Linked DNA regions of Homo sapiens: region 2 is linked to region 1. A link is a loop called in an ENCODE intact Hi-C map of the cell type or tissue named here. Cell type or tissue: gastrocnemius medialis. All regions are shown on one strand. Links, peaks and the distances in the headings refer to the core of each region. The heading gives the core; the rest is flanking DNA. Region 1 overlaps ATXN7L1 (ataxin 7 like 1). Region 2 overlaps ATXN7L1 (ataxin 7 like 1).

Region 1 (12,475 bases), core at 3,656-8,655:
CTGAATGACCACTCACTTTTAGCCAGTCTGATCTGAGCCCAAGGAGGGATGGAGAGACCCTGCCAGACCTTAAGGAGACCTTTAGAATTAAAATAATCCTGAACCCCAACCCCTTCAAAGAGAAAGTTTCTTTATCTGTTATTCTGTAAGCATCAAGGAACCATGACCTAGAGCTGAAACTTAAATTTCCTAGCTAAATTCTATTCTCCAAGCTCTTGCTTCTCAAAGTGGGTTCTGTGGACCAAAAGCACCAGCATCACCAAGGATCATGTTAAAAATACAGACCTGGGCTAGGTGCAGTGGCTCATGTCTGTAATCCCAGAACTTTGGGAGGCCGAGGCAGGCGGATCACGAGGTCAGGAGTTCAAGACCAGCCTGACCAACATGGTGACATCCCGTCTCTACTAAAAATACAAAAATCAGCTGGGTGTGGTGGTGGGCACCTGTAATCCTAGCTATTCAAGAGGCTGAGGCAGGAGAATTGCTTGAAGCCAGGAGGCAGAGGTTGCAGTGAGCCGAGATCGCGCCACTGCACTCCAGCCTGGGCGACAGAGCAAGACTCCGTCTCTGATAATAATAATAATAATAATAATAATAATAATAATAATACAGACCTACTGAATTGAATCAGAATCTGCATTTTTACAAGATTTTTTGGACGATGTATATGCACAGTAAAGTTTTGAGAATCAAAGGACAGGGAAGCAGGTGTCAAGCAGGGAGGAGGAGCCCCCTGATGTTCTCACTGAAAATTATGACAAATGACAAATCTGATTTATGAAAATAGGTCCTAGTAGTGGATCATAGGATTCTGAGTTCCCCTTTGTCCAATCCTACTTCAGAACACTTTCGGGAACTTGAGAGAGAGATTATGAGCTGTGAATGAAGTATCACTTGAACTTGAGATGTGCCCCAAAGCATCTCAGGGTGTAAAACAGTGAATCAGCCAAAAGTTCATGCTTCACAAATTAATCAGGGTGCCTCTAATCCCCTATGAATTAGTAGGCTGAGAAGCATTGCCAGTGTTTTGGGCCATGATTTCAATTCTTTATTGTAATTACCAGTTGACTGTAAGTGGGTAAAGTATGCAAAGATTTTTGTGTTATCTGAGAAGACAGAGATTGTGGATAACTTTAGTCTTTAAAAACTAAAGTTCTGTATGCATGTTAAAAACGTAATGGCAATCATTAAACATATAGATTTTAGAAATAAAATCTATTGTGACCAAGATACCAGGGGGAAAAATGGGGACAGGTTAAGGAAAATTGTACTAATCTAATGGAAGGCAGAAAAGGAGAACAAAGAAGCAAACAAAAAGCAATGTAAACGGAAATATAAATTAGAAGTTAGAAATAAGTCCAAATATATAAAGTAGTTACAATAATTGTAAATGGATAAAACTCACCTATTAAAAGACAATATCAGATTGGAATTTTTTTTTTTTTTTTTTTTTTTTTTTTGAGACAGAGTCTCGCTCTGTCGCCCAGGCTGAAGTGCAGTGGCACGATCTCGGCTTACTGCAACCTCTGCCTCCAGGGTTCAAGCGATTCTCCTGCCTCAGCCTCCTGAGTAGCTGGGATTACAGGCACATGCCACCACACCTGGCTTATTTTTGTATTTTTAGTGGAGATGGGGTTTCACCATGTTGGCCAGGCTGGTCTTGAACTCCTGACGTCAGGTGATCCGCCTGCCTAGGCCTCCCAAAGTGCTGGGATTATAGGCATCAGCCACTGTGCCTGGCCAGATTGGACTTTTTAAAAAGCCAGCGATATACTGCTTTACAAGAGAGACACCTAAAACAAAATGACACAGAAAAGTTGAAAATAAAAGATTGGAAAGAAATAAATGAGGCAAATACATATTGACCCAAAGAAAATTGAATAGCAATCTTAATCAGATAAAATAGAACCTAAGGCAAAAGCATTAATAGGCACAAAGACACCACTACTAAAAAGACCTCACAATTAAGCTTACATATACCCAACAGGACAGCCTCAAAATTGTAAAGCAAAAGGTGTCAGAGTTACAGGAGAGACTGACACACTTAGAATTATCACAGGAGACTTAAAACTCTCTTCCCAGAAATTACAGAGCAAGCAAACAAAAAATGGCAAGAATGAATAAGATTTAAACAAAATAAACAATATATGGAATACTGTACACAAGAGAGACATTAAATAAATTTTCTAATAATACATGATCTAAATTACAAAATATACAATAAATATATGGAACTCTGCCCACAACAGAGAGATTATATACATTTTTCAATCACGTGAGACATTTACAAAAGTGGTTCACATGCTAGCTAGTCACAAAGGAAGTTATCATGAATTATAAAATGGATAACCTATAACTAATGTTCTCTGACCACCATCAATTAAACAAGAAATCAAAAATAAAACAATAGTAAGGCCACTCCCTCACCATCCTTTACATCTGAAAACTAAAATCACATTCCTAAATTACCATCTGGCAGTGGTGTGGTTTTTTTCCTATGTGTGGCCTAGTTGCTATGGGACTAGTTAATTTACATGACAATTATCAGGGGTATCACAAGAAGCAGGAAACTCCCAGACCATTGTAGCTTCATTATTTTCTATTTTGAACTAAACTCTAAGCCAAAGGGAAAGTGAAGCACCTGATTCCCACAAGACAAGAAGGGCATGTGTGAATTAATTATGACCTAGTCATACGGCACTAGAAGCTGCTCTTGGTACATTCCCAGGCCCATGCCCTGCACTGCCACACTATACCCATCTCTTTCTGCTCGCCAGTGCTGGGTGGATGACGAGACTGTCCTTGAATTGCCCCTGGGACCTGGGAAAAGGTGCTATTTAATGGCTGTGGCACCTTACAATTAATGTCATCCTGGAATCGAGAAAATACCGTAGTTAACTGTTTGTAGGGGACCTTCTGTCTGCTCTTTCACTTCTGAAAAAGGAGTGGGAAAGGCTAAACAGGAGACACAGGGGGAAGATATAGGCCCAGGTATCTCAGGAAAAATGAGCACTTCCCCCTAAAAATCCCCCCAATCAAAACCAAAACCAGATGGATAGTTCCTCCCCAGGATGTGCTACCAGTCCAATGCAACTCCAGTGCCGGCTGAATAATGAAACAAATACAAAAAAGAAACCCCCTAACAACTTAAAAAGGATGGAACGCAGGATCGTGGTAACATTGATCAAATCACATTGATGGCAGGCCTACAAGTTGTGTAGACAAGTGAGGGTCGGGGAGAAGTGGTTAAAAAAAATAAATGATAGGACCGTAGTTCTTCAGCCTGCATGTGGGGCACCGGGGAGGGCAAAAAGTCCAGTGGTTTCTTGGCTCACAAACATTACAAGCCACAGAGGAGGGCAGCTCTGGGGTACACCCTCTTCCTCTGGCCACCCCACTTGTCTCCCAGGCTGGCTCTGCACTGCCACCATCACCAGTACCCACCTCAAAGAGCAGCTAAGGCAAAGGTTGGCCATAAGGGCTAGAAGTTCCTCACCACCAAACCCTAGGGACCCATGGGTTTGTTGTAAGAATATGACAAAGGCAGCTCAGCCAAGAAAGTGGGAGGAAAATTTTCAAAGGGCCACCATCTAGCCCCTGCCTTCTTAAACGCACCGGGAAACTTGATTCATGTTTTTGGAGCTAGTGTCACTATCAGGATGATGCCCAGAGCTGACAAATGCAGGTCACAGGATTAGGGTGTCAGTCAGAGCCAGCAACCCTTTTTTTTTTTTTTTTGAGACAGAGTCTCCCTCTGTCACTCAGGCTGGAGTGCAGTGGCACGATCTTGGCTCACTGAAACCTCCACCTCCCAGGTTCAAGCGATTCTACTGCCTCAGCCTCCCTAGTAGCTGAGATAACAGATGTGTGCTACCACACCTGGCTAATTTTTTGTATTTTTAGTAGAGACGGGGTTTTGCCATGTTGGCCAGGCTGGTCTCCAACTCCTGACCTCAAGTAATCCACCTGCCTCAGCCTCCCAAAATGCTAAGATTACAGTGTGAACCACCGCGCCCGGCCCCGCAGCCTTCTCATTAATAAGAAGAGCACTACCATATACTCATTAATAATGAGTATTATTAATGCGCTTTGGTTAAGAGGGTTGCCTCATTTAAGAAGGTGCTTGTTTAAGAAGATTACATATGGGGTGGAGGCAGCCACTTATAAAGATGAGCAGAAAACCACAGCCACAATGTAAACTAAGCCATTGTTATCTTAGGAAAATGCACCCCTAGAGAAGGCTTCGGAATTTGAGAAAATAATTCAGGGGGAGAAAAGCAAAGTATCTATGACGCTAATAAACAAACAAATAACAGAAACCAAATCTTAAGACATCTGTAGTTCCAGCATGGTAAAACAAAGACAATGGTTGCTTTCTCTGGAAAAAAAAAAGATTATTTTTTCCAGGTAAAGTGGGATTCATCATAGTGAAATGGTTTACTGACTCTTTCATCCTTTATGCCCCCCAATTTATGTTTTGCCCTAGACCTATCTATTTCCTATGAGTCTCCTATGCAGCATTCCCAAATTTGCACCCAGTTTTCAGAAGCGCCTGGCCCTGCAAAGGAGCAAGGGAAAGGTCCTACCCAAACAATCAACGGTATTCCCCGATTCTAGGATGCCATTAATTGTGAGATGTAACATTAGTTTAACAGCACCTTTTTCTGGGGAGGGGGGAACCCAGAAAGAAAGCCTGGCAAAGTAGCTCTACACATCATGGGAAGAAGCACTGCGGGTTTAGAAAAGATATAGCTTGGAAGTATCTTTAGAGATTTGTAGCATCTGGGGGCAAGCCTGCACACAGGTTTCTAGCATGTGACACTCCAGGAAGGAGTCAGTAACTCTCCGTGATCCCAGATGAAGACATAAGAATCGGCTCCTTGAGAATACTCCGAGGGCCTCCCTAAAGAAAATTGATGCAGAATGCTGCAGCTTACATGGGATTGGGTTCTAGTGTCAGGGTGGGAGGCGAAAATCCTGTAGGACAAAAACTCCTCTTGAAAGAGTACAGTACACGTAGTATGTGGGACAGTGGGCCCTTCCCATGGCCAGTTTCTCCTCCAGAGTTGGGAAACATCTTTGTTTCTTTGCTCAGACACCAGACGAAAGGGTGAGCTAGTGTCTAGGCCCACGTTCTTAGGAAAAACATGCAGTTTTGTTGTTCTTGTTGCCCACTGCATGTGGCTGAATTTGGATGAGGGCGATGTGACTCCAATGTGAAATAGATGCATTTTTGTTTTTGACTCCAAGACCTCTTGGCGCTTTAATGTGCTAATAGCTGCTATGAGGCTCTGGGAGGGGGAGTCTGGCACAGTTTCCCAAGGGTATGCATCTACCCAAACCCTTGTTCTTCGTATGGGCTCACTGTTCCAGAGAAAGCACTGTTTGGGAGATGCTTCTCTGCTTATGGCTCAGGATAGGGAGAATTCCGAGATGACCTTTTGAATCAGCGCTGCTAACATTCTTTACTCAGATTTAAATACAGGAATGTTTGTTACCCGAATTCTCCTCGGTGGATACAGCTCTGAGGAATGGAATGGAGCAGCCTGTATGGCAAGGACACACCAGTGATGAGTCAGAAGCCAGGGGTCACGTTACAGCGAGAGCCCTCCAGCAATCAGCTGTGGTCAGGGATCAAAGCCATGGCCTCCCCACTGCTCACAGAGGGATGCCTTTCCAACTGCGTCTCAACAGAGTTGGTCATTCTCTTTCAAGCAGCCATGTCTTCCAAATGATTGTACTTGCTTACATGTGGAATTTGGCTTATTCATAATTGGTGAGCCAATTTCCCTTCCTTGCTGGCTTCCTTCCTTCTTTCTTCCAAGATTCTTTTTTTTTTAAGAAAAACAAACAAACAAACAACCCCCCCCCCAAAACAAACAAACAAACAAAAAACAGTATATTGGGCATCAACTTTTGAGATCCAGCACTCCTTGTGTGGACTCAGGGAATTGAATGGTGAGCCTGACAGGGGTCCTTGTTCCTTGAGAGTGTGAGAGGGGGGAGGGGTGGATAAGTACATAAGAATTTGCACCAGCCACCATATATGCTAATATTGGTGAAGCAGAAGGTGCCAACAGCACTTGAATTTGGGATTGGAGGAGTGCTTCCTTCTGCCTGTTTATCCACCTGTTTATCCCAGACACTTTTTTTTTTGAGACATAATCCTGCTCTGTCACCTAGGCTGGAATGCAGTGGCACAATCTTGGCTCACTGTAATCTCTGCCTGCCAGGTTCAAGCGATTCTCGTGCCTCAGCCTCCTGAGTAGCTGGGATTATAGGCACGTGCCACCATGCCTGGATAACTTTTGTATTTTTAGTAGAGCTGGGGTTTTACCATGTTGGCCAGGCTGGTCTGGAACTCTTGACCTCAGGTGATCTACCCACCTTGGCCTATCCCAGACACTTCTGAGTGTCTACTAGAAGCCAGGAAAAGTGCTCCCTGGTGGGACTCAGCGATGCCCAAGGAACAGTCCTAGCCTTCAGGAACTCACTGTCTAGTGTTCACAGTGACTCTTCTGCACAGTAATCAGTGCTATAGGTCACAGAGATGCAGAGGGCAAAGGAGCCAGCTGACGATTGAGTTGGGTGGCAGCTAAGCCCAGCATACATGCCAATAAAACACTGAGGGTACTGCCAGCCTAAAAATGGTGCCTGTTGGTGAAGCAAAAATGAAGTCATCTGTCCTTGGAAAAAAATCTCAAGACACAAATAAAATCACCTATTGTCAATTGGCTATTGTCAAGGCCAACAACCCTCAGGTTGCTAACTTAGCGACCTCTTCTCTTTAGTGTCTTACTCAACCTCTTGGCATTTGACATGATCTATGAAACGCTTTCTTCTCTTGGCTTCCGTGTAGTCATTCTCTGCTGCTTTTTCTGCCAAGTCACTGGCCATTCTCCTTCAACCTAACTCTAAATAAATGTTGACTCTTCCCTTTCCAATCTAATCCAATCCATTCTGTCAGCAAATTCTGTCAGCTACATTTCCAAAATAGATCTCGAGTTTATCCTTTTCTCTCCATCTCCACGGCTACCACGATGATCTGTTACCGCTAGCTATGCATTAGCTCCTTCCGGGTCTCCTGGGCTCCACTGCAGCCAGAGTGAGCTTCAGAAAACAGAAACCAGATTATGCCTTTCCCTCACTCAATACCCCCCAGTGTCTTAGCACCACACGTAGAGTAAAACCCAACCTTCAGACTCTGTTCTACATGACTCTGACATTCTGGTCCTTGTCTACTACTCTGAAGCCCTCAAATGTGCCTTGTTTGTTTTTACTCTTCTGTGTTCTCTGCTGGGACACTCTTGTGACAGCTTTTCACATGGCTTGATCATGTATTTGTTTATGTTATTTAACCTACCAGAACATAAGCCTCAAGAAGCCAGGCCCTTATTTGTCTTGTTCACTAATGCATCTGCAGCATTAGAACAGTGCCTGGCATATAGCAGGTGCTCAATAAATATTTTTCAAATAAACAAATGAATTGAAACCATGTGACTCTGGAGAATGTAATCCAAGACATTCAGCCTTCAAGAAATAGGCTTTGATGAGATAATAAGTAGAAGATTGTTTCAATTAAAAATGAATTCTGGCTGAATGTGGTGGCTCATACCTGTAGTCCCAGAACTTTGGGAGGCTGAGGCAGGAGGATCGCTTGAGCCCAGGAGTTTGAGACCAGCCTGGGCAACATGGCGAAACCCGCATCTCTACAAAAAAAAAAAAAAAAATTAGCCAGACATGGTGGCTTATGCCTGTGGTCCCAGCTACTCGGGAGGCTAAGGTGGGAGGATCACCTGAGCCTGGGAAGTTGAGGTTGCAGTGGGCAGTGATCATGCCACTGCACTCCAGCTTGGGCAACAGAGGAAGACCCTATCTCAAAAAAAAAAAAAAAAAAAAAAAAACAAAGACTAAATAATCCTAAAGTTATGAAGATCCTATTAATTTATTTCTAAATTTGAACTGAACCATTATATCTGCTGTGTGCTTATTTGCAACATTTCTACTCGATTCACAGAAACATGAAAAAAGAGAATTTCACTGAATGGAGGAAATTTATCTACTCTTTGTGAGTCTCATGGATCTGCTCATTTGTTGGGGATAAACAAGAAACTACAGGTAGAATTTTTAGGAGAACATATGTGGTACCCACTCCATCTCTTCTACAAGCTTCCTTCTTTTTGCTTTCATGTATTTAAAGGTCTATTTCAAATGCTGTGGTTAAGGCTCTAAACACATTCCCTATTACCAATTTATTTCTCCTTCTCCCTTACCTCAAAATTGTGTTCAAGTTCTCTGCCTATGCCAATAAGCAGAGAAGATCAGTGGTGTGGATTAAAATGAGAAAGAGCAATGAAGCTCACCTGCCCCAAGCACCTGTTATTTACTTTTCAGCATCCTACAGGGGATGGAAATGACTTTTCTGCATCAAAGTTTAGTTATGGTATTGCAGCGAGTTTGAGACACAAAACATATAACTGATGTAGTAGTTAAGGCACTCTGGAGTCAGACATTGGAATTCTGGTTCTGCCAGTTACATCAGCCTGATCTTGAACAAATTTCTTAAGTCCTCCGGGTCTCCCTTTCCTTGAGTGTGAGATAAAGATAACACGACCAGATATCACCTTAGGGTGATGGCATGATTAAATAACACATTAAAATGTTTAGCACATAGTAAGTGCTCAGTAAGTGTTTTAGCTTTATTGCTGTTATTTTTATCCTGCATTAGGGGAGTGAAAAGTGGGACCAGGTCAACCTGCTATGTTCTGGACCCAGCATTAACTTTAATTTGAGCAGTAGCAAGTCCAAAATATAAAAACTTGAAGTGAAGCAAAACATGGTCCTACTTAGTCGTAGATTCTCTCGGTTGTAATGCTTGATTTATGGGATAATCCTTCGTTAATCAGTCATTCTGTCATTTCTTTCCTTTGAGATTTTCCTAGGGTCCATCATAAGGATTTCCTTAGCATCTATAGTGTAACTGCACTTTACTAGGGATGGTGGAAAAATGAAATAAGCAAAAACAATAGCAGACATTGTTTCTGATCATAAGGAACTCAAAAGATGATATCAATACCAGGAGTTAATTCTGGATTTGGGAAAGACTGATCAAATTCAAGTTAAAAAAATTCTACTGGTGAAATAAAGTTTGCACAGATTCCTGTGCTCTTGCCAAGTCTTATTAATTAATGTTATCAAACGACAAAGAATATGTTCAATGAGAATAATTTCCTTTATTTTATACTTCTGATGTTAAAAAAATCTAGTCATATAAAAGACAACTAACAATAACAGTAACAACAATTTAATGTCAGCAAACAAATCTAACTTAATTGACAAAAAAACCCAAGCCCCACGCAATGGCAATCAACACCTTCAGAAAGGAAGTCTTGGCGGGATAATTAGCAGGTGATAATGCCCCTGACACTCTGAGAAGCCCAGGGGGCACTGACATCAGGAGGGACTAACTCTCTCTAGGGCTCAGAGGCACACATGGTTTGTCTCTTCCTCAACCAGAGGTCACCTGGAGATAGACAAAATAAAAAGAACAATTGCAGGGAACCTTGGATCCTCATGATTTAGGCTCCCATGTGTAGCACTGCTGAGACATGCTGTTCTCAGTATCCAACCAGCATCAGCATCTGGATGTACACAGAAGGATGGGGTGCCAGCCAGGACATGCCATGCCTCACTCCAGGGGTGAGTTTCTGCCACTTATTTATTTTTCTGCTCAGCCTCTCTGCTTTAGCTCACAGTTCATTAAATTCTACTGCATCACCATCAACATGAAAAACAGCTACTTGAAGGGCATTCAAAAATATAATCAGAAAAGGGAATAAAAAGCCCTCTCTGAGAAGGAGGAAAAAAAATCTAATCCTCTCTTGTCTATTGAATGACATCCAGGTTCTCTGGTTCTAAACCATTTTTTTTTTTTTAAGTAGCAGTGACATCCAAGGATTATCTCTGTCTGATGGGCGGGGTGTGCAGCCGTATGGCCTTCTGCTGAGAGGACTAGTGCCAAGTGTGGCAGACAAATTCTGTGGGATCTGTGTACATGAAGGTGTTATTTCTTTTGCCTTTAAAAAAAAATTATTTTGAAGTGGAAAGGACTGCAATTTTATGGACTGCTGTAAGATAACTTGTTTTACACTTTGCATGTATGTGTGATGGGGAAATAATTCCAATGGCTAGCTCTGTGCAAGCTGAAGGAGTCAACTTTCTACATGCGGCTGTGATTCCACAGAAGTCATTTCTGGGCATAAACACATATTTTACTTTGATAAAAAATTTAAATACAGAAAAGCATGAAATACAGTATAATAAACAGGGGCATGTTATATTTTACGGCAGTAGTTCCCAACTGGGGGCGATTTTGCACCCTAGGGGCTATTGGCAATGTCCCGAGATGGTTTTGGTTGTCAAGATTAGGAGTGGGGTAGAGACTGCTATTGCTATCCAGTAGGTAGAGGTCAGAGAAGCCACTCAACATCTTATAGTAAGACACAGAATGAGCCCCACAGCAAAGAATTATTCAGCCCAAAATGTCCACAGTGCCCATGCTGAGAAACCCTGCTTTACTGTAGGTAGTTATGTAACTATATTAGAAGATAAGGACCCCCCAAAAAATCCTACTTCTTTCATTTAGGCAAATCAGACAACTCACCATAAACGTTCACCCCAATTACAAAACTACAACCTGGATCTACCTATTATTTTTTTCTTTAATTACAATAGTCCAAATTGACTGAAAATACACAATTACTAAAAAGTAATAAAAAATTTTTTTCCAGTATAGGCACCTTGCACCTCCTTGTTTTTGTCTTACATACATGCCTGTGCACACACACAGAGCATCATCCTCTGCCCTGTCCCTGGATTCTCTCTGGGCTGAGGTAAGGACCCACCACAGCTCTGACAAGACGAAGAGTCACAAACATCTCCTTTTCCACAGTAATCACAAGTGAAAACTCTGGACAAGATTTCATTATAAATCTCTGTAGCTTATCCCTCAGTTAATAATTGTGAAACTTTTTTTTTAAAGCAAACTTTGTTGTACCACTGTGCTTTCCACATGCAAGTTCCTTTAATCAACATGAAACTTTATGAGATAAACTATTATTTCCATTTTAATACGGAAACAGAAACACAGAGGCAAAGTAACCTGCCCAAGGTCACACAGGGAATAAGGTGCAGAGCTGGAATTTTTTTTATTTTTATTTTTTGAGACAGGGAGGGTCTTGCTCCATTGCCCAGGCTGAAGTGCAGGGGCACAATCTCAGCTCACTGCACCCTCCACCTCCCAGGCTCAAGCAATCCTCCCATGTCAGCCTCCCAAGTAGCTGGAGCACAACACTACGCCTGGCTAATATTTTTGTATTTTTGGTAAAGATGGGGTTTCTCCATGTTGCCTAGGCTGGTCTCGAACTCCTGAGTTCAGGGTGATCTGCCCATCTCGGCCTCCCAAAGTGCTGGGATTACAGATGTGAGCCACTGCGCCTGGCCTAGAGCTGGAATTTTAATCTATCAAATGGGTCCTAGAGAGGTTACACTCAACCACTAGGCTCACACGCCATGTCAATGCATCAAATTGGGATGGACAGCTACGAGGGACAGAGATGCCTGCAGAGTGGAACTGGGACTCCCAAGGTAAGGCTTCTTGTTTCTGTTTCCCCCTTTCTACAACTATTCCTAAATAAGCTTATCCATTCACCTAAGGGACTTTAGAAACAAACTAATCCCTTGAAATCCTAGATCTCGTGGGGAGAAGTTTAAAAAGTGTCTAAAAGGCTGTTGGTACAGACTTAGGAAACAGACCCTAGGAAGCCATCCCTAATGGGGTGACACAGAACGTGGCTCCAAGAGCACTCCACTTCCATGCCAGGCAAAGGGTCTCCCCAGCAGTGGTTGCACCTGCTTTCTACATCTGGGATGCCAGCATGGGGCACACGATCAGGAGCAGAAGGACTGTGGCCAGCCCTGGGCGGGGGGCTCCATGTCACCCCTGTAGGACGCTATGGCACAGGCTGGATGGACCTCGGCAGGGAACGCAGAGAGATACTGGAGCTTCACGGCATTTCTAAAAGAGCTGCCATAGGGGCCTAATGTGAATGTAAACCAATATTTGCAAAGCCAAGCCCTCAGGACTCCTAGCAAATGTAATCATATTCAGGCCAGCATTTCTTGCCTCCAAGAGTGTGGGAAGCAAAAGATGAATCACAGGCGAAAGTCTGTGGGCTGACCTCAGCGTGCACATCCTCTGAGACAGGGCAAGAAATGAAGGCAGGAAGCACTTGACTGAATTGGTTTTCCCATTTTTCATAAGAAACATTCAACTTAATAAAAAATAGCCACAATTTATTGACAATCCTTTCTTTATTCCCTTACCATGTGCCAGAAAACGATACAACCTTTTTCTGTGTTCTTCACAGGAACTCTGCAAAGCAGGAATTGCCATCCTTATTTTATAGACGAGGAA
Region 2 (12,475 bases), core at 3,747-8,746, 100 kb before region 1:
GTTTAGGTGGGGAGATAAACCTGAATAATGAAGATACGTTTATTTTGCTAAACTAAGGGTTAAAAATTATGCAAGTAAACAAAGATAAATCACAAGGAAGTGTGCCATGAAGGACAAAATAAATGTGCCAGGCCAGTGATTCTACAATCACCTTCTAAAAGAATTCTCGTTAGTGGTTCTGGCTGACACATTCTGCTGCTAAATTTACAGAAAAAACCTTTTTTTTGAGACAGAAAAAAAACTCTGTCACCCAGGCTAGATTGCTGTGGCACGATCATGGCTTACTGCAACCTCTGCCTTCCAGGTTCAAGCGATCCTCCCAACTCAGCCTTCTGAGTAGCTGGGACTACAGGCATGTGCCACCATACCCGGCTAATTAATATGATCTTTTGAGACAGAGTCTTGCTCTGTGGTCCAGGCTGGAGTGCAGTGGCAGGATCTCATCTCACTGCAACCTCCCTCAAGAGTTTCTCTTGAGCCTGGGAGAATCAAGGCTGAAGATTCTCAAGATCTCAGTCTCCCAAGTAGCTGGGATTATAGGCATGCACCATCACGCCTGGATAATTTTTATATTTTTAGTAGAGATAGGGTTTCATCATGTTGGCCAGGCTAGTGTTGAACTCCTGGCCTCAAGTGATTTGCCCGTCTCAGCCTCCCAAAGTGCTGGGATTGTAGGCATGAGCCACTGCGCCTGGCCCCGGTTACTTACTAATTAAAACTTTTTTTTGGTAAGGCCAGGCATGGTGGCTCATGCCTATAATCCTGGCACTTTGGCTGGCCAAGGTGGGTGGATCGCTTGAGCCTGGGAGGTAGAGGCTACAGCAAGTTGTGATTGTACCAGAGCACTCCAGCCTGGGCAACAGAGCAAGACTCTCTCTGAAAACATATATATATATTTTTTTTTTGCAGAGACAAAGTCTCTCTATGTTCCCAGGCTGGTCTTGAACTCCTGGGCTCAAGAGATCCTCTTGCCTTGGCCTCGCAAAATGTTGGGATTACAGGTGAGCTACCACATCTGGCCCACAAAACAACTGTATCAGTGGATAAGCTTTTTTCTTGGTTTCATATTTTATTTTTTGAGACAGTCTCGCTCTGTTGTCCAGGCTAGAGTCCAGCGGCGTGATCTTGGCTCACTGCAACCTCTGTCTCCAGGTTCAAGCAATTCTCCTGCCTCAGCCTCCTGAGTAGCTGCGATTACAGGTACGCACCACCATGCCTGACTTATTTTTGTATTTTTAGTAGAGACAGGGTTTCGCCTTGTTAGCCAGGCTGGTTTCAAACTCCCGACCTCAAGTGATCCGCCTGCTGGGATTACAGGTGTGAGCCACCATGCCTGGTTTCATATTTTAGATTCAGAAACTTGCCTTAAATTGTCAATTGAAAGAACAAGTTGCAGTGAGGGAATATTAATTAAAACCTGAAGACAGCCCTTTGCCCTTAATATAAGTTTTTTTTGGTTGTTTGATGTGTGATTTTGTATTGTAATAAATAGGCGAAAGCAGTATGTCCTACTTGTGAAACTGAATTAAATCAGAAGGGCTCTCACAACCCTTGAGCTATGGGAACAAGCTTGTCCCCTACCAGTGCAGGTGAGAAAGGTCATATAAGAATTTAAAGGCCCAGCACGGTGGCTCACGACTGCAATCCCAGCACTTTGGGAGGCCAAGGCGGGTGGATCTTAGGCTGGGAGTTTGAGACCAGCCAGACCAACATGGGGAAACCCTGTCTCTACTAAAAATACAAAATTAGCTGGGCGTGGTGGCGCATGCCTGTAATCCCAGCTACTCGGGAGGCTGAGGCAGGAGAACCGCTTAAACCCAGGAAGTGGAGGTTGTAGTGAGCCGAGATCGAACCATTGCACTCCAGCCTGGGCAACAAGAGCTAAACTCCATCTCAAAAAAAAAAAAAAAAAAAAATTAAAGTGGAGGGACCAATAGAGTCAGTGGTCAGGGATTCACTCTGGAGGTGAGCTGTAGCTAGGCTTTTGAAAATGGGTAGAACTGATGTCCCAGGTAGGGCAGAGTGAGTGGATTTTACAAAAAGACCTATTCAATCTTTGTTTCTCTAGTCTATGAAGACCTGCCTGTAGTGGACTTACACAGTTTTGCGTTGGTGAGGAGGCGGGTTAGGTTAGTGATAGAAGAAGGCAGGGTCTTATCTTTTGCAAAAAGACGCTGCTGTGCAGGTGAGGTTTCTCTGAGTGAAGCTCTCCTGCTGTACATTACAATCATTCAGATACAAGCCTTCACCCACTTGAGGCTCAATCATGTCTTTCTATGTTTTGATTAAGGGACTGCCTAAGGTAGATCCCTATAGTTATTCTAATTCCATTTGCCCTGCCCAGAAAGAATTTGTAGTACATGATATCCCTCATTGTTAAAATATTTAATACTTAAGCAATTTTAGAGAAAAAGAGCACTTTCCTCTAAATTTTCTTAGTCTTCGTTAATGCATATAGCTTTATTAAGAAAACTGCAATCAATGGATATTTTGGACTATTCTTTGTCAGCTAACATTCTACATATACGTATCAAATTCCCACAAACTTGCTATTTTAAACTGTTAGGTAATATTCAATCATTAACATGGCGCAGATTATTTAGCTACTCTCTTGCTGTCTACCTACTATTTATCTTTAAAAAAAAAAAAACTGATTTGGCCGGGCGTGGTGGCTGACATCTGTAATCCCAGCACTTTGGGAGGCCAAGGTGGGTGGATCACAAGGTCAAGAGATTGAGACCACCCTAGCCAACATGGTGAAACCCCATCTCTACTAAAAATACAAAAATTAGCCGGGTGTAGCCGGGCGCGGTGGCTCACGCCTGTAATCCCAGCACTTTGGGAGGCCGAGGCGGATGGATCACGAGGTCAGGAGATCGAGACCATCCTGGCTAACACGGTGAAACCCTGTCTCTACTAAAAATACAAAAAATTAGCCCGGCGAGGTGGCGGGCGCCTGTTAGTCCCAGCTACTCGGGAGGCTGAGGCAGGAGAATGGCGTGAACCCGGGAGGCAGAGCTTGCAGTGAGCCAAGATGGCGCCACTGCATTCCAGCCTGGGCGACAGCGAGACTACGTCTCAAAAAAAAAAAAAAAAAAAAAAAAAAAAATTAGCCGGGTGTGGTGGCGGGTGCCTGTAATCTCAGCTACTCAGGAGGCTGCGGCAGGAGAATCACTTGAACCCGGGAGGCGGAGGTTGCAGTGAGCCTGGATTACACCACTGCACTCCAGCCTGACAACAGAGTGAGACTCCGTCTCAAAAAAAAAAAAAAAATTTATTTAAAAAGTGATTCAGAATTATTTCCTTGAGGTATAATTCCCAAAGTGAAAGGCTGCAGCTTTATAGCTCTTGCTACACATTTCTTTCCAGACCGTGTAACAGAAAGACCAAACCAATCTACTGTGCTAATATTGAATATAAGCACCACTCACCTACTTTAGGAAAAACAGAAAATCACTATCAGAACACCCGTGCAGAATTAAGTATTCAATACATCAATAACAACCTCAGTGAATGATCTTCAGCCAGCAACCTCTGCTCTCACCCGTTCTGTCCTTTGATCAATAGTAATAATAGTTTTAAGATTTTTCAGGTGGGTACAGTGGCTCATGCCTGTAATTCCCGCACTTTGGGAGGCTGAGGCGGGTGGATTGCTGGAGCTCAGGAGTTCAAAACTAGCTGGGTAACATGGTGAAACCCTGCTTCTACAAAAAATTAAAAACAATCAGCCAGGTGTGTGCCTTTAGTCCCAGCTACTTAGGAGGCTGAGGTGGGAGGATTGCTTGAGCCTGGGAGGTCAAGGCTGCAGTGAGCTGAGATTGTTCCACTGCACTCCAGCCTGAATGACAGAGTGAGACCCTGTCTCAAAAAAAAAAAAAAAAAAAAAAAAAAGAATTTTTTTTTCTTATGTGCCAGGCACTCTTCTAAACACTTTGATTTACCTTATAGCATTTCATTCTTACAATACCTTAAGAGAGGCACGGCCGGGCGTGGTGGCTCACGCTTGTAATTCCAGCACTTTGGGAGGCCCAGGTGGGTGGAACACGAGGTCAGGAGTTCGAGACTAGCCTGACCAACATGGTAAAACCCGGTCTCTACTAAAAATACAGAAATTAGCTGGGTGTGATGGCAGGCGCTTGTAATCCCAGGTACTCGGGAGGCTGAGGCAGGAGAATCACTTGAACCCTGGAAGCGGAGGCTGCAGTGAGCCGAGATCATGCCACTGCACTCCAGTCTCGGCGACAGAGTGAGACTCCGTCCCCTGCCCCCCCCAAAAAAGAGAGGCACTACTAGTTTCTCTTTTCTACAGGTAAGTTTGATTAACAAAGCTGTAATCAATGGATATTTTGGACTATTCCTTGTCAACTAACATTATTCTGCATATACATATCAAATTCCCACATACTTGCCATTTTAAACTGTTAGGTAATATTCAATCATTAATGTGCTGTAGATTATTTAGCTATTCTCGTACTGTCGACCTACTATTTGTCTTTTAAAAAACTGATTTAAAAAGTGATTTAGAATTATTTCCTTGAGGTATAATTCCTGAGGCTCAGAGATACAATGAGTTGCTTAAGGTCACAGAGCTAGAAAACATCAGATCTGGGGATGTTTTCAGAGCCCCTGTCTTAACTCTGGGCTCTACCACCTTGGAATCCTGGAAGATTCTGCTACAGATAGGAGGAATCTGAAAGAGCCAGCGGGACCTCTCCTTTCCCACTGTCTGTGGGCATTTCAGCAGGGCACCTGACTCCCCTAGGGAGAGGAAGAAACACTTTTTAGGTGTTAGGCAGCTGGCAGGTACCAGTCAGCAGCTCATACCATTGCCTAAGACCTCAATCACAAAGAGTTGGGGGGCCCCAGTACCAAAGAAATGAAAAGCCAAATCCTTTTACTTTTGTGCATTTCCACCACAGGAAGTCCAGGCCAAGGCCTCAGCAGCTGACTGTTTCAAGACCACCTGCTTCCCCACAGCCTCCTTAAACATCCAGGTGCAACTCCAGGGGCAGTCCTGGAGATCAGCCAAGCAGGGAGCTTGCAGACACCAGCTGTCAGCATCCCAAAAATCTGATAGGCGCGGGGAACCCTGGTGTCTCCAGTTTGCTCCCCTCACTCTCTGAAGATAAAATCCATCAGGTTCTCAGGCAATCCCATTTCAGTAAAAATTCAGTGTTCCCTTCCCCATACGCTTATTCATGGAGATATTTTCATACTTGCAGCATCAGTGTCCTGTATTTAAAACCTTAGCACAGATGCCTCATGAATGGCTGAGCCGGCTGCAAATACTCAAGGTGGCTCCCTGCACCATTTTTAGAAAGAACTTGTTGAGAATTTTCCAATATGGCTTTTAAGGGACTAACCCCCTCCCAATAGACTTTGAGCACCACAGTCGCTTGTGGCCTGCCATGGTTGTGTAAGCACACTTGGGCTTAGGCCAGCACCTGGCTTACTCACTTGACAGCATGGAGTCTCCTTCAGCCCCCACTTTTGAGGGCAGGTGCTTGGCAAGTCATTAGCCGGTTTCTATCTTATCAGTGGGTTCAATCTGCTTTTGTAGCTGCAGTCAGGATGCTGCCTATAAACACCCTGATTTCCAAGGGGCCTTCTTCCAAAAGTAAACTGGAGTTGGAGAGAGAGGCAGGGCTGGCACCTTGGCACTGGGAGCCGTGCCAGGAGCCAGGCCAGCTGTACTTACAGCCGCTTGGTGAGGTAACGATTCCCCCCAGCTGTGGAAATGGAGACAGACTGCATTTGAGAAACTTGCCCAAAGTCATAAGACTATTAAGTGGAGGAGCTTGGGCTAGAACCTGGGCCTGTTGTCTCATTTGTCACCATCGTAGTTAGATACTAAACTTACTGCCATGGTGTAAGGGGGGATATTGAATCAGCCTTGCTCAGCAGAGGAGGAAATGAAGACACAGGAAAGTCAGGTGATAGGACAGGCTGCGAATGCAGGCAGAGCTGTGCCAAGCAGTTTCCATGCCAGGAGTGCTTGTGAGCTTTTCTGGAGTGCCCATTCCCTTCTCAGACTGCAGTACCTCTTTAAAAGATGGCAGGGCTGAGGAGCCGAGGAGGCGTTCCTTAAGCAAAGGTTATGCTAGGTCTTCTTTACCCCTCTTCACCTCCTACCCACTGCTGGGCAACATGACCTATCTTGGGCACTAAGTTCTTTTGACAAATATGAGTGTGGGCCTGTGGTCTACACTGTTCACACCAACACCAGCTCAGTTCCCAAATCCCTAGGCTCTGGGATGGTTTCTTCGTCATCTGGTCACCCCATGCACATTCATTCAGTTAGGAGGGAAAGCAGGCTTTCTTGAGTACCTACTATATATCAGGCACTGTGTAAGCTGCTTTTCACTCACCAGCTCATCTACCCAATAACCCTACCATGTGGTATGATACCGTTAGTTGCCTTGTTATAGATGGGGAAATTACTATTATTTTTTTTTCTTCTTAGATATCAGATGGGGGAAATTAAAGCTTAGCAAGATTGTGAAACAAGACCAAGGTCACGCAGACCTCAGCAGCTGGCAGGAAAGCCCAGGCTTGCCTGGCCCCAGAGCCAATGCCCTTTCTACCATGCCACCCTGCCTGGGATGTTCCTTTCCCTCCACGCTTTAGAAATGCAACTGGGATGATTCTTACAAGGGCATTTCCCATTCCAGAGCTGCTGTGAAGTCATGTAACTTAGGATCCTTTTTAACTTTTCCCCTGTGGTGGCATTCCCCCTTCCTCCTCCTCTTCTATTTGTCATTTATACTAAGGTGCAAATTTCTGGCATCACCACTATTGGGCAGGATCTGGGGAGTCCCAGGGGCTTTCCAGGGCCCTGAAATACTTCCATCAGCCCCCAGGGATGCCCTCACAAGACACCTAGACTAGCTAAAAGGAAAAACTACAGAAATAGAATCTGTGGGGAGACAAGCACATGTACACCTTGCCAGCGGTACTTTCAAGGGATTACATTTTTCTGGAGAGCAACCTGGTGATAATAACAGGAACTAAAAAGCATCCATAGCCTTTCATCTGGTAATCTGGTAATGTAAGTTTGGAAAATAGGCCTCCAGGAAATATCCCAAAGGGAAAAAAAAAGTTCAAAGATATTCTCAGCACTGTTTACTACAGTTAAAAAAAAAAATACTACAAGCAACCTGAATAATCCATAATAAAGCAATTGGTAGGAGACAGGTAAGAGAGTTATCTCAACCTAAGAAAATGTATGCAAAATAGTACACTCACATTCACAAGGAAATTCAAAATGGCACAAATAGTATGTAGAGACTAATCACTACTTAAAGAAAAATATTTGAGGCTGGGTGCGGTGGTTCACTCCTGTAATCCCAGCACTTTGGGAGGCCGAGGTGGGTGGATCACTTGAGGTCAGGAGTTTGAGACCAGCCTGGCCAACATGGTGAAAGCCCGTCTCTACTAAAAACACAGAAAAATTAGCCAGGCGTGGTGGTGCATGCCTGTAATCCCCGCTACTCGGGAGGTTGAGGTGGGAGGATTGCTTGAACCTGGGAGGCAGAGGTTGCAGTGACCTGAGATCACGCCACTGCACTCTAGCCTGGTGACAGAATGAGACCCCATCTCAAAAAAAAGAAAAAAAAAAGCACTTGATAAATACATGATGATGAGGAAAAAAGAGAATGATATAAGATGCATTGCTTAATAGGCTCTGTCTTTTTTAAAACTGTTTAAGTTCATCCAAGAAGATAAAAACAGACAACAACAAAACACTAACATATCCTTAAGCAGAAAAGGTGGAAGAGAGAAAGTAGGTGCCAATACAAATGCAGGAAGGAGACAAAAATATGGGTTAAAATGAAAGCTATTTCATTCATTCATTCACTCTTTTTTTTTTTTTTTTCTTAGCATTTCCTTGGCACCTACCATGTGCCAGACACTGGGCTATGAGCCCTGGGTTATTACAGTGATGATACAATAGGTTGCTGTCACTGCTAGACCTTTGTCATCAGAGGGCTTCCTGTGCTCAGGGGACAGCACTCTCCAGATCCTGGCTCGCTGCCACAGTTGTCACTCTGAGTGGAGGAGAACGGACGCGGCCCTCAGAAGGCAAGCTGCTGCCCGAAGGACCTGAGTCTGCCGGACTCCACCTGGAGCCAGAACCACGATCCTCTTCATAACATGAGGCCTTTTATGGCTCTATCTGCTCCCCACTGTCTGGGCCCAGTGGTAGCAGAGGGGTTGACAAGGACTCCACATGCATGGCACTGAACTTCTCCATCAGAGTAGCCCCCTCCAAAACCACAAACACACACCGCACAAGTCACATGTGTTTAAACACAGGAGTCACCACAGCTTTGGTGAAAACTGGGGGCTACCAGCTTGCAGATAAGCTGTTGAATTCTACCTTAGGATGACACAGCTGATATCGCCCCCAGAGCACTGATGGGACAGGTATGGCAGACAGCTGGACCTGGGCACGGGGGAGCCACAGACCCCAGGATCTTGGGGAGAAGATCCATGAGCTGGGATTCCCCATATTTAAAATACCTGATAGAATGGCTGGGCATAGTGGCTCACACCTGTAATCCCGGCACTTTGGGAGGCCGAGGTGGGTGGACCACTTGAGGTCAGGAGTTCAAGACCAGCCTGGCCCACATGGGAAAACTCCGTCTCTACTAAAAATACAAAAATTAGCCAGGTGTGGTGGCATGTGTCTGTAATCCCAGCTACTCGGGAGGCCGAGGCAGGAGAATCGCTTGAACCTTGGAGATGGAGGTAGCAATGAACCGAGATTGCGACACTGCACTCCAGCCTGAGAGACAGAGTGAGACTCTGTCTCAAAAAAACAAAACAAAACAAAAAACCCCCCAAAACAAACCTGCACATGTACCCCTTGAATCTAAAAGCTGAAATTTTAAAATAAATACATAAAAATACCTGAACAGCTGGACCGAATCTTCCCAACGCTGTCTTGAGGCAGCATCAGTGACCTTTGCCCTGGTGCCTTGAGCTAAGGCCTCATGGCTTGCCAGGCCCCGTGGAGGGAGGATCCTGGCTGCAGGAGGCAGAGCAGGTGCCAGGCTGCACTTCCACATCAGAGAACACACAGTGCAGCAGCCACTTCTTTACTTTTGGACAGCAGGGCCAGGGCCCCCAAATCTGTGATTTTTTAAAAGGTCCTGAGGTGATTTTCATGCTCCATGAGCTTCGGGAGTCACTGGAAATGCCGACCAAACATGCTGTCTTTGGAATCAGAAAGATCTGGGCTCAAATCCCAGCTCTGTCACTCATTAGCTCTGGGACTTGGGGAAATAACTTAACCCCCTGAGCCCCAGTCTCCTTACCTGTAAAATGGGGACAATAATACCCACATCATGGAGTTACAACAGGACAGGTGCTCGAGTACACTGAGTCCCTCATCTTAGCGCACATCACACGCTGTAATTACTGGTTTACTGGTCTAAGTGTCCTGTGCCTGGACACACCCAGAGGGCAGGTGTCCTGTTTACTCTTTTATCTCCAGCGTTTAGCACAGGGTTTTGCCCTCAAGAGCACTCACTCTATTCACTGTGGAATAAATGGGTGTTGGGAGGATTGATAACATGTAGAAGGTGGCTACCACAGTGCCAACTCATGGGAGACGCTTAACATTAAGTTCCCCTGATACATGATAATGTCCATTAAAAACACACACACAGGTAGTAGCTTTCCTCAGTAGGCAGTTCTCAGCCTTATCCCTGCCCCTGAATTAAATTAGTCCACTTACAAGAATCCTATGGGAGCACACTGTTTAAGGACCACAGGCTGATAAGAGAGGCCACCACTGCTTTATTTCTATCTGTACCAGTGTCTACTTTCAACAGCACAGGGCCATGGTCTCTTATAAGAGAAGGTGAAAAGTCTCCACTCACTGCTAAGCTCATGGTGTCGCTCAGAGCCACTCACCCCACAGACTGTCGTGGTCCCACAGCAGCCACTAATAACGGAACCATTTCTGTTCTCCTTGGAGTGGCAGTTGGCAGCGGCAAACAGGAAGTTGTCTTGAAGTAGGGTGTGGTTATGCCCTGTCAACATATGCGTACAGACACATACTTTTTTTTTTTTTTTTTCCTTTCTGGCCCCCTTTTCTCTCCCTTCTTTAGAAGCAAAAGGTCTGAGTTATTTTGGTGAAAACAAACTTTTTACATGATTTAAGATCAACCATCACTACCACACAAACAAAAACCCAGGACAGAAAGGGGCCTAAAACACAGCAAAGGGTCTATTTTCCTGCCACCAGTCACTCGCTTGTGGCATTTAGTTAGGAACTGACTGTGTGTGTGAGTGGGTGTGCTTTTTCCCCTTTATTTCTCTGGGCACACAGGAAACAGAGCCCTAGCTAGAAACCAGCCAGACACGCTGCCCAGCATCCTAGTGAGCCCGTCAGTCCACCTGTGGGCCAGTCGCCTGCGTTGATTCAGGGCCTGCAGTGTGCATGCACTGGACAAGGACCATCGTGGACAGGAAAGAAGGAAAAAACCAGGGTGCTAGTTTCAAACAATTTGTACAGTTTGAATAGAAAGGACCCTGAACATGTCTTAACACAAAGTACATATAAAAACAACAAAGAAACACAATGACTGAGTAGATAAGTGCACTGAGTAGATAATACACGGACATAAACATGGGGCGTTGGGGTTGACACGCCGGGAAGGTTCATTGCAGCTGGCTTCCCGGTGCTCTGAAAGGTGTGCTAGAAAATTTTCCACTCCACTCCTTCTCAGGCCGGAGGCTGGTGCCTCCAGAAGGGCTGTCCAAAATAGACTGGTCCCCAACCCAGCCTCCTACTCCTGACCTCTTTCTGAGGCAGCTACTCTCCCCGCTCCCCGCCTCAGCCCTGTCTCGGCTCCAGCTCCAGCCCACAGCCGGAGAGCACTGTCTATGCTAACACTCATTTTGCTAAATGCCTCGTGGGCTGCCAGCATGATCTGCCTGCCAGGATCTCTGTTCCGTGACCTGCGCCCAGCCCCACGCCGTCCTGTGTGGCCCTCGTGCCCTGCGCTCACACTTACACATCCCGGGGAGGCTGCCTTGCCGTTTGGATAAGGAGGCTGACACACGCTGGGCAACGCGACTCGTGGTAGTAGATGTTTCCTGGCTCCTGGATGAGGGCCCTGGCCAGTCAGAACGCACCACTTCCCCTTTAAGAGAGCACGCCCAGACGAGATTAGGGAAAGGCAGAAAGAAAAGCCCGGAACAGTCAGGGTTGTATCCTGAATTTGGCAGATGAACTTGGGTATTCCTGAACCACACACACAAGGTGTGGTCAGAGGCAGCAGGCTCCTCAGAGGAGTATCAGAGCCAGCGCTGTGTGTGCAGGGCTGGGCCTTTCCGCAGCCCTGGAGCTGCTGTCTGTCTGGCCTGGGTCCCCGGTCCCCAGGCAGCCTGAAGACACCTCAGGCCTTCCCACTCCCTCTTCGCTCAGGGTCTGACCATCTTGATAGGCAGAGTCCACTTCATTACCTAGCACTATGCCTTAGAGAGAGTAGAGAGGTCATTATAATGATTGGAAAATACTTTTGTGGGTTGTTGGAACTATTGATTTAAGCAGGGAGATTTCATTCATTCTGGATATTTAGAAAGTTTGGTCCCTGATCTTGGCCAAGGACAGTAGATTTGGAGGGGGGAGAATGCCTACCAAAACAATGGTTCACAAAGGCCACACGTTATATGAAATGTCCAGAATAGGTAAAACCATAGAGACAGAAAGCCGACTTGTGGTTGTCAGGGGCAGGCTGGGAAAAGAAGGCGGGGGGAGTGACTGCTTAATGGGCACAGGGTCTTCTTTAGGGGTGATGGTTGCACAACATTGTGAAGGTACTCAATACCACTGAATTGTACATTTTAAAATGGTTAATTTTCTGTGATGCAAATTTCACCTCAATTAAAAAAAAAACAGTGGCAAAGTACGCTTTGCGCATCTTTATCTTCTGCTAGGACCTCTCCTGTGTGGCATCCAACATTTCTTTGCAAAACCTGGTTATTACCTGATGAATATTAAATCAACCTTAGATAAGGGGTACATGCCTTTTAGTAAAAAAAAAAAAAAAAAAATTAAACCTTTAAGACACAAAAGTATTCCAAGACTCAGAAGTATGATTTTCCTGGAGAATTTTGGACTGTGGGGAGACAGCACTCCCTCACGTCATGATCACATACTTCCTCTCATCACACACAAGCTAGGCAGAGCCTACTAGGCATTAGAGAGATTAGAGAGGGCATTATAATGACTGCCTATGTAAGATGGTCTCCTGTGGGGACCATCCCTTCAGCCACTTGAAAACATAACCAAAGCCAGAGACAGTGAGTCCCCCGTGGGAGAATTATTCAGGGAGAACATGACTGGACTTCTGGGTTCTTGGCTTCCTTTTCCCCTCTTGTTGAGAGAGTTTCTTCCCAGAATTGAGGAGAATTCATCAGTTTCAGATTGAGAGGGAGTTGTGCTGGCTGGCAAAGCAGA

The links. Hi-C counts contacts between places; a loop is a spot of excess contacts. Peaks named below come from ENCODE experiments on the same cell type or tissue, not always from the same donor. Only the 100,000 strongest peaks of a DNase experiment are listed, where the experiment ranks them.
Region 2: a loop joins it to region 1, with 3 times the contacts of the local background. A loop is called at or near these places in 5 of 110 quality-filtered maps.

Annotation. Positions count from the first base shown.
Region 1 is chr7:105,770,632-105,783,106 of GRCh38, forward strand. The region is part of intron 3 of ATXN7L1 (ataxin 7 like 1); the gene reads right to left. Among named protein-coding and RNA genes, the nearest start is that of ATXN7L1, 100 kb to the right of the region's middle. RefSeq lists enhancers at 1,672-2,171, 5,024-5,607, 5,197-6,396, 5,608-6,191, 6,192-6,775. In gastrocnemius medialis, for the core only: no CTCF peak of the experiment used is centred there; a DNase peak (open chromatin) is centred at 5,610; H3K27ac peaks cover 2,041 bases.
Region 2 is chr7:105,668,025-105,680,499 of GRCh38, forward strand. All of the region lies in intron 3 of ATXN7L1 (ataxin 7 like 1), which reads right to left. Among named protein-coding and RNA genes, the nearest start is that of EFCAB10, 93 kb to the left of the region's middle. RefSeq lists enhancers at 7,885-8,385, 8,260-8,309, 10,908-11,847, 10,981-11,120. In gastrocnemius medialis, for the core only: no CTCF peak of the experiment used is centred there; DNase peaks (open chromatin) are centred at 5,447 and 5,977; H3K27ac peaks cover 2,111 bases.